Regions from separate parts of the Homo sapiens genome. Here region 1 is linked to region 2. Evidence: read pairs that join two places in POLR2A ChIA-PET (ENCODE). Cell type or tissue: MCF 10A. All regions are shown on one strand. Links, peaks and the distances in the headings refer to the core of each region. The heading gives the core; the rest is flanking DNA.

The links. Peaks named below come from ENCODE experiments on the same cell type or tissue, not always from the same donor. Only the 100,000 strongest peaks of a DNase experiment are listed, where the experiment ranks them.
Region 1: POLR2A ChIA-PET joins it to region 2 with 5 read pairs; 2 of 35 experiments call an interaction of 5 or more read pairs at or near these places.

The regions. Positions count from the first base shown.
Region 1 is chr6:148,596,960-148,601,355 of GRCh38, reverse strand. No RefSeq gene overlaps it. Among named protein-coding and RNA genes, the nearest start is that of UST, 150 kb to the left of the region's middle. RefSeq lists enhancers at 1,069-1,363, 968-1,556. In MCF 10A, for the core only: no CTCF peak of the experiment used is centred there; no DNase peak of the experiment used is centred there.
Region 2 is chr6:148,774,598-148,778,993 of GRCh38, reverse strand. All of the region lies in intron 1 of UST (uronyl 2-sulfotransferase), which reads right to left. Among named protein-coding and RNA genes, the nearest start is that of UST, 30 kb to the right of the region's middle. In MCF 10A, for the core only: no CTCF peak of the experiment used is centred there; a DNase peak (open chromatin) is centred at 2,183.

The sequences.
Region 1 (4,396 bases), core at 135-4,134, 180 kb after region 2:
AGAATGATGGTTTCCACTTCATCCATGTCCCTGACTGTTTTAACTGACTGTTACAGGGACTGTTTGCCTTCATGGACCACTTGCTAGAGATAACAGTCTAACTTCCTACAAATCTGACTTGTAGAAAAATGGCTGGTTTCCTGGGCTGGTTACTGTAGATAATGAATTGGTTTCTGGGGCTGGTTACTCCAAGTTGTGGGTCAGAGTTCTATCTTTGTATATGGTCTGGCCATTGTCTGTATATTCAGTCTGTTGGGTTTCTATGACCTTATCCTGAATGTAAGCCCTAAGTCATCATCAGATATCTCAATCTCTTCTCCAGTTCTATCACTTTAATCTTCATAAGGAAAATTACTGGGGCTCTTTTAGTCTGTCTCCATCTAAATGCCTGTGTCCTGGGGAGCACCCTGCCCTGTCCTCTGGGGGATGTCTTTCTCCTCTTTCCTGTATGGGATCTCTTCATTCCTACTCTCCATGCCTTCCTGTATCTTGGTTCATTCTCCTATTTTGGTGGTACATATTAACTTCTCGAGAAAAATTGCATGAGTGGTAAAACTGTGGGGAGTTTGCACTCCCAAAACTCACCTTAGCCAAGCTTTGCTTATAAATAATATGGATAGGTAGAAATTCTTTTAGAAAATGTTTTTCTTCAGAAGATTTTCCTTCAGAATTTTAGGCATTGCTCCATTGCTTTTTTTTTTTTTAACCTTCAAATGCTGCTGTCTTTTTATTTTTTTTTTGAGATGGAGTCTCGCTCTGTCACCAGGCTGGAGTGCAGTGGCGTGATCTCAGCTCACTGCAGCCTCCGCCTCCCGGATGCAAGCAATTCTCCTGCCTCAGCCTTCTGAGTAGCTGCCTCAGCCTTCCAAGTAGCTAGGACTACAGGTGTGTGTGCCAGCATACCCTGCTAATTTTTGTATTTTTAGTAGAAATGGGGTTTCACCATCTTGGCTAGGATGGTCTCGATCTCCTGACCTTGTGATTCGCCCGCCTTGGCCTCCCAAAATGCTGGGATTACAGGCGTGGGCCATCGCGTGGGCCCTGACTTTCCTTTTCTTAGAGCACCTAGTTTAGAAAACTTGCAATTGTAAATTCTTTCTCTGCCCCCTTTGAGATGTAAATCTTCTCCCAGCTCCTTGCCAGTTTTACAGCCCAGGAATGTCTTTCTCAAGGACCTGTGAACCATCCCTTTGAAATGTAATCACTGAGAAAGATGGCCCTCTCTGTGGATGGGTAGGAGCCTGGCTTTGATAAACACAGGCTAGCAAACACAGATGCCCAATCACATTGACCCACCTCTCTCCACCCTCTAGTACTTTTCCACTGGCTGATTCCAGAGTTTGAAAACTCTCCCACCGTTTGTTTTTGTGGAATTGAGTTCAATCTCTTTCCCCTATTGCAACAATCTTGAATAAAGTCTTCCTTGACTGTTTAACTCTGGCTGGTGCAATTTTTCTTTTATGATATGTTTACATTTTTTGTTTTAAAAATTATTTGGATCAGTAACTAATAAAAGCAAATATTTTTTCTGAAAAGAGATCACATTTTTGACACATCATCTAACTTAGTAAATGTTTCTTGAGCAGTTGTATTGTAATTGCATTATGCCAGGCATTGAAGACACAAAAATAAGCAATAAATTCAGAAAAAGGACAACTACTTCCCAAAACATCTCCTTACATCATTGAATTTGATTTGTTTACTTATAACTGAGACAAAGACTAGCTTTGAGACTTCAGACAAATCCAGACCCCTCACTGTACCTCTGTCCTGTTCTCAAAAAACAATATTGGACTACGTGTTTTCTAAATTTCCTGTTTGACTCCTGGATTCTGAGAAAGTTTTGAAATAACTCAACAACTGGTTTTTGGCAATAAAATTGCTAAAATAATTTAAAATTTTTTACTTTAAACAATTTTAAAAATGTTAATAGCTTATTTAAAATTTTGGTAGAATTAGATAAGAATAATACGGAATTAAACTAAGCATAGCTGAATACTCTGAGAGGTATTTACAAATCAATACTGGAGCCTTATCTGAAATCCTACCAATTTATTTTTCATTGTAGGATGTAGTTTCAAGGTCCAAAAATGTATCTCTGGAGAATATTACATTTTGGAGCCTGCTAAAAGTTTTTCTATAAATATTCCACCAAATGAAAGAAAACAAGCCATCAGCAATCACTCTGACAGATTTATCCAGCGGCTCAGAATGCTGGACTCTAGTCCCAACCCTTGACAAGTTATGAAGGCAGCAGAGTCATCATTCAAATGGATTTAAGTGCCCATTGTGTGTAAAGACCTTCCTTACCTCTCAAGGCCAACAAGCTAAGATGGATAACTGGAGTCTTTTAGCCTTAAAGGGTGTTTGGCATAGCAAAATACAAACATAGAAAAGATAGCTTCACTCCAACTCCTGGCTGAGCTTATCCCAACAGTGTTAGTGAGGCTTTGGAGAACTAGAAGTAATCTGCAGGCTTAAATTCGTTTTTCAGTCTCTTCCCACTTACTATTCGTGTGACCATGGGAAGGCTTACTTAACCCCTTTGAGTCTCATGGAGTTGTTGAAAGAACGAAATGACATAGATTATATGACATGCTTAGCACAGTGCCTGGGATATAAAATGTGTTCCAAAAGTGTTAGCTGAAATTATTAATATTAAGTAAGAGCCAATATGAGAGAGAGCAATAATATTAAAGGTGGGAGTTTAGTTCACTGTGTATTTATTGTAGGGAATCAGAATATGCCACCCCAAAATATGCCATTGGCATAAGGATTATTTTGAGCTGAAGACACTTGAAAAACAGCAGATGCAGGAAGAGCTTTCTGACCTTCCCCTTTCTATCTAAAAGTAGGACATAAAATTTCCCATGAGAAAGGTGCCCTTCCTGTACCAGGAAGAGCAGAATAACTCTTAGTAATCAGATTCTTATCAGCCCAGAGATGAAATCTACATAACAAACCTTAGGAAAACAACTTGTCTTTCCCCTTATATTTACCTTCCCACCCCTGAAAGCCTAAGCCCCTTTTCCTTGTCACTTCTCTACAACTTTATCATTCTTTGTTAACATGCTCTATAAGCTCCAAGTTCTAATCGCCCCTTTGAGAGACCAATCACCAGATTTCTCTTGAATGTATTCATGCTGCATGTGTGAATAAACTGTGTTTTTCTCTTATTCATCTGTCTTTTTTCAGTTTAATTTCCAGTATCCCAGCCATAGAAGCTAAGTGAGGAAAGGAAGAGTTTTTTTAATCTCCCCTACATATGTGTGTATGTGATAACTCTGTCTATTACTAGATGAGGGTTAGTGGGCATGGGAGTGTAATTAAGTACTCTATTTTTACTTTTTTTTTTCCTTTTCTTTCTGTGGCCCTTTGTATTAACTTTTTACTAATGAAATAGTAACCTTTACTCTCCTTCTTTCCACTAGGCACTTCCTTGCATTGCTGGTTTATCTAATTATGTTTGCTTAGAAGTTCTGGAGACTGAATCTTCAGACAATCCAGGTGCCTATGGAATTCTCCTTGACTAGGAGATTACTTTAAGGCTGCAGCTAATTTACAACCCTGTCAAACCCAAGATGGTGCCAGCCCATTCACCAGATGAGACAATAACTCAGGATAAGTCATTGGAACAAGTCACATAGTCCTGCACTGCATGCCCTCCATACCAAATTTCTCTTTCTTAAACCTTAGCATTTTGCCTGGGAATTTCCAAGTAGTTTTGTTAAGGCGTGTTAAAGCAAACTAAATAGGGCCTGAGAAGGACTCCATACTTGTATATTTGAGTCCTTGTGGATGAACTGTCACCTAGCTTAATAAGCAGACAAGACTGAAAACCTAATTTAGGAGTATGTGCCTGTAACAATAGCTGAGTCTTGGCCCATCCCAACAGCCATACTTCAATCACTCGTAGACTGCTAAGTGTTCAAATTGTGTTCAAATAAGGCAAACATCAACCTGTAACCAATCCAGCTGTTCTATACATCACTTCCGATTTTTATACATCACTTCCCTTTCTTTGTCTCTAAATTTGTTCCTACCATGAGGCATCCCTGGAGTCTCTCTAAACCTGCTGTGATTCTGGGGGCTGCCTGACTCATGAATTGTTCATTGCTCAATTAAACTCCTTTAAATTTAATTCAGCTGAAGTTTTTCTTTTAACAGACAGGAGACTGAACCATTTCCACACTGCTGGCTTCAGAAAATAAAGTCGCTTTCCTTCCACAGCACCCCATCCTTGTTATGGTTTTGCAGGTGGCAAACAGCCAAACCTGTGTTCAGTTACAAGAGGAACTGTGAAATCTGGGAGCTCCTCTGGCAGAAGAGGGTTGAGCATCCAATGCTGTGTTGTGTTGAGATCTAGTCTTGCTCAAGTGAGGTTTCTCATCTGAAC
Region 2 (4,396 bases), core at 74-4,073:
GGCCTTGCAGAAGAGGGCAATGGGCTGAGCTGCTGTGACCACCATGAGGATGGAAAACAGAGGGAAGAGAGGGGTGATACGCTCAACCAATGCAATCTGGATTCCGGATGGGATGGAGGGGGGTGGGCCTTGGTCGTCATCAGAGATGACCAGAGCTCTGGCTCAAGACCCCACTCCCTACCATGTAATGGCTTTATAACCCTCGGCAAGTTGCCCCAGGCCTGGAGTTTCAATTCTTAAATCAACACAATGTCAGTGATGATGGCTTACTTACAGGTGCCCTGGACAGACCCTGCGAGCCTTAGGACTCAGATCTGTGAGCCTCCAACCATGTTCCTGCCAGGCCCCACACTGATGCAGGGATTGTCACAGGACTGCACCCCACACCAGAGTGCCCTGCCTGACGTGGCCTGGGAGGAGGGGTCAGGGGCTGAAAGGGAGGCCATGCTCCATTCACAAGCCATGGTGCCAGTGTTCGCCTCAGGAAGGGCACCGTTGTAGAATTAGTCCCAAGGAGTGCCTTTTTCTGTCACCCACAAGGCCCTAGTATGTCTGCCTGGGCCCTGGATCCTCACTCAGGACTTTCAGTCCTTTAGTCAAATCACTTGATATAAAAGAAAATAAGACCAAGAAAAAAATCTCTAATAGGCAAAATCTCCACATCTTGCTTCTGAAATTCTTGTTTAAAACAGAAAACAAAGAAGCTTAACAACCCTTTCTGAGTGGCCTTGGAAAAAAATTTGGAACTAGGGCTCTGTACTCCAGGAAATCCTTATGGGAAAGGAGGCTATACCTCTATTCTTATAGCTAAGGTGAAGGTTAAAATTTCAGTTTATCATTACAATTATTGTATTATTTTTATTTTTTACTTTTCAATTTTGTTGATATGTAACTACCACTATGCATTGCTTAAGAATGGGGACACATTCTGAGAAATGCATTGTTAGGGCATTTCATCATTGTACAAACACCAAAGCGTGAACCTGCATAAACCTAGATGGTACAGCCTACTCTACACCTAGGCTAGATGGTATAGCCTATTGCTCCTAGGCTACAGACCTGGACAGCATGTGACTGTACAGAATATATTGCAGGCAACTGTAACAGAATAGTATGTACTTGTGTATCTAAATATACCTAGGCCAGGTGTGGTGGCTCATGCCTGTAATCCCAACACTTTGGGATTACGGAGGCCGAGGCAGGTAGATCACCTAAGGTCAGGAGTTCGAGACCAGCCTGGACAACATGGTGAAACCCCATCTCTATTTAAAAGGTACAAAAAGTAGCTGGGTGTGGTGGCAGGTGCCCATAATCCCAGCTACTCGGGAGGCTGAGGCAGGAGAGTCACTGGAACCCGGGATGCGTAGGTTGCAGTGAGCTGAGATTGTGTCATTGCACTCCAGCCTGGGTGACAGAGCGAGACTCCGTCTCAAAAAACAAAAAAATTAACATGGAAAGGTACAGTAAAAATAGAGTATTATAATCTTATGAGACCACCATCAGAATAAGCATCTATCCTTTACCAAAGCATCATTATGTGGCACATGACTATACAATAAAAGTCAATTAAAATATTCACACTGTGCTTTAGCAAAACGAATCTTTTATGTGTGTTTGGCTTCACCTTTGTTTGATTTGGTATTATCTGAGAGAAACTGAAAATTGCATAATTCAATTAAATCTTATTTACTTATTCAGAGTCATCCATCAGGCTTGCTTATGTAGAACACAACTGAAAATAAGAGCTAATGGCCTAACGTCTAAAAGAGGTAAAGAGATAAAGATGAGGCACGCTGTTCCCTTATTCATTAAGAGCAGTCGGTTTTAAGTGCGGTAAGTGAGCCGGCACACCAGGAAAAAACGGCTCCTGTCTCCAGGAGAGGAAACATCCAGCAAGCACTTGGAGCTCCAGTGAGGGCCATTCCTGCTGTTTTACAAATTCCAACACGTTCTGTATTTGCTCCCTGAATTTACTGCCTGTTAGAATCAGCAGGTTAGTGGGATGGAGAGCTGCTACGACCAGCCACTTGAGAGCAGGGACAAGGCCAAGGGACCACACAGGAGATGCAAACCTACAACAGACCCAAGAGTGCACCCAGCAGGACAGACCAAGGCCAGGTAAGGGCAGGACAGCGGGTCCCACCCATCATGACGGATCCAGAGGAGATGACTGTATCACAGCCAGATTCCAGAAACAATGTCTTACGAGATTCAAACGATGACTAATAGTTCCACTGGAGAAGAAAACCATGTGTAATATGTTTTAAAGAGATTTCCAACAAATGGTTAAAGAAAAAAGGGGAGGGTATGATGGTTAAAGCTCTAAACTTTCACTTTCTAGAAAACACCATTATCTGGAGCTCTTCATTCCATGCTATTCCAGATAAGTAAGGCCTTACAGTATGTTTTACTACAATTATCTCTCTTTACCTCTTTTCAAAATGCCCAACTCCAGCTGCTGTATCTCATTAAACTTTAAGTTTCACTTCAAAACTCACCACGTGCAGAAAAGAATGAGATGATTCTGCACAAAACTGGTCATCACAATAAAACAGCTTTATTTCCAAGTCCCTGAAAGGCTCAGTTGCGTCATTGACCACACTCCCACCCTCAAAAATCCACCGCAAACACTTCTGCTGAGAAGAGGATTGAACACATAGGAAAATGTAAGCTAATGGTCATATTTTTAAAAATCTTGGAAGAAGATCCACTAAGGGCCTGAATGAGAACCAGAAAGTGCTCCTCTTCTGGAAACCAGGACTGGAGGTCTGAAGCAAAAGCCAGAATTTCTCTAACACAGAACAACACCAGGCTGGTATTTAAAGAGATCTTTCTTGTCTATTTTTTTTCCTTCAGAGGAGGCAAATTTGCCCTATTAATTCAGCCAAAATAAATAAGGACAATTCTCTGGAATTCACATGTCCTTTAAAAAATGCAGAAAATAAAGTGTAAGTAATAAAATTTCAGCTCATAATTCCTCCAAGTTATAAAACAATAGCAATAACAATCAAATATATACGTCCTGTTCTCCTAGAACAAGGTATAAAATTCATATTTTACCAGGCCGGGCGCAGTGGCTCACACCCGTAATCCCAGCACTTTGGGAGGCTGAGGCGGGCAGATTTCCTGAGGTCAGGAGTTCGAGATCAGCCTGACCAACATGGTGAAACCCCATCTCTACTAAAAATTTCAAAAAAAATTAGCTGGGCATGGAGGCGTGTGCCTGTGATCCCAGCTACTCGGGAGGCTGAGGCAGGAGAATTGCTTGAATCCAGGAAGCAGAGGTTGCAGTGAGCCAAGATCGTGCCACTGCACTCCAGCCTGGGGGATAGAGTGAGACTCTCTCCCCGCCCCAAAAAAAAAAAAATTTAATTAAAAAAAGAGTTACAATCAACTAAAACCAACACAGTTTTCAGGGATGTATGTGTGTATGCACACCCACATGCACACACATACACATACACAGAGGTAGTTTCACAGTGACTGCTGAAGTTTAAATTTCAGGAGCCCTTACTTTTATGAGCTCCTTTCCAAGTCTGAGGGGTGGCTCTAACAATAAACGCACATGCTCACGTTTTTTTTGCAAAATCTGCAAAAGGAAACTGCCATTGGTAAAGACCACCACCTCGCTCCATCCTAACTTCCCCTTCTCCACACAACCTCTCACGCTGGGCGACACTGCACTGGAGTGGGCATTTTTTTTTAACTGACAATGTTTTATTCTTTGTCCTAAAGGAAGCTGTCAAATTCACATAATATTCAAGCCCTGCAAAACTTGGCAGAGAACAATAAATACAAGACCAAGAATACTAGTTACCTCAGGTAGAGGGCGGGCCTAGGAGGGACGGAGAGGATAGCATATGTATGTTTAAGATATTCTCAATATTGGGAAACCCTTGTTAGAGGTGAGATCATTATGAAGTCAAGGAGGAATTAACAAGCTTTTCTTTCATGCACTCTTTTTTTTTTCTTTGAGATGAAGTCTCACTCTGTCAGACTCCAGGCTGGAGTGTAGTGGCGTAATCTCGGCTGACTGCAACCCCCGCATCCCAGGTTCAAGTGATTCTCCTGCCCCAGCCTCCCCAGTAGCTGGGATTACAGGCGCCTGCCACCATGCCTGGCTAATTTTGTATTTTTAGTAAAGACGGGGTTTCACCATGTTGGTCAGGCTGGTTTCGAACTCCTGACCTCAGGTGATCCGCCCACCTTGGCCTCCCGAAGTGCTAGGATTACAGGCGTGAGCCACCGCACCTGACCTCATGCACTCATTTTTCTCTGAAATTCACAAATCCTCTAAAAAATGCTGAAAAGAAAGTCTGAGTAACAAATTTTTCAGCTTGTATTTTCATTCCATTCCCCCCACAGATTTTTGTTCTAACAGATTATACTTCACGCT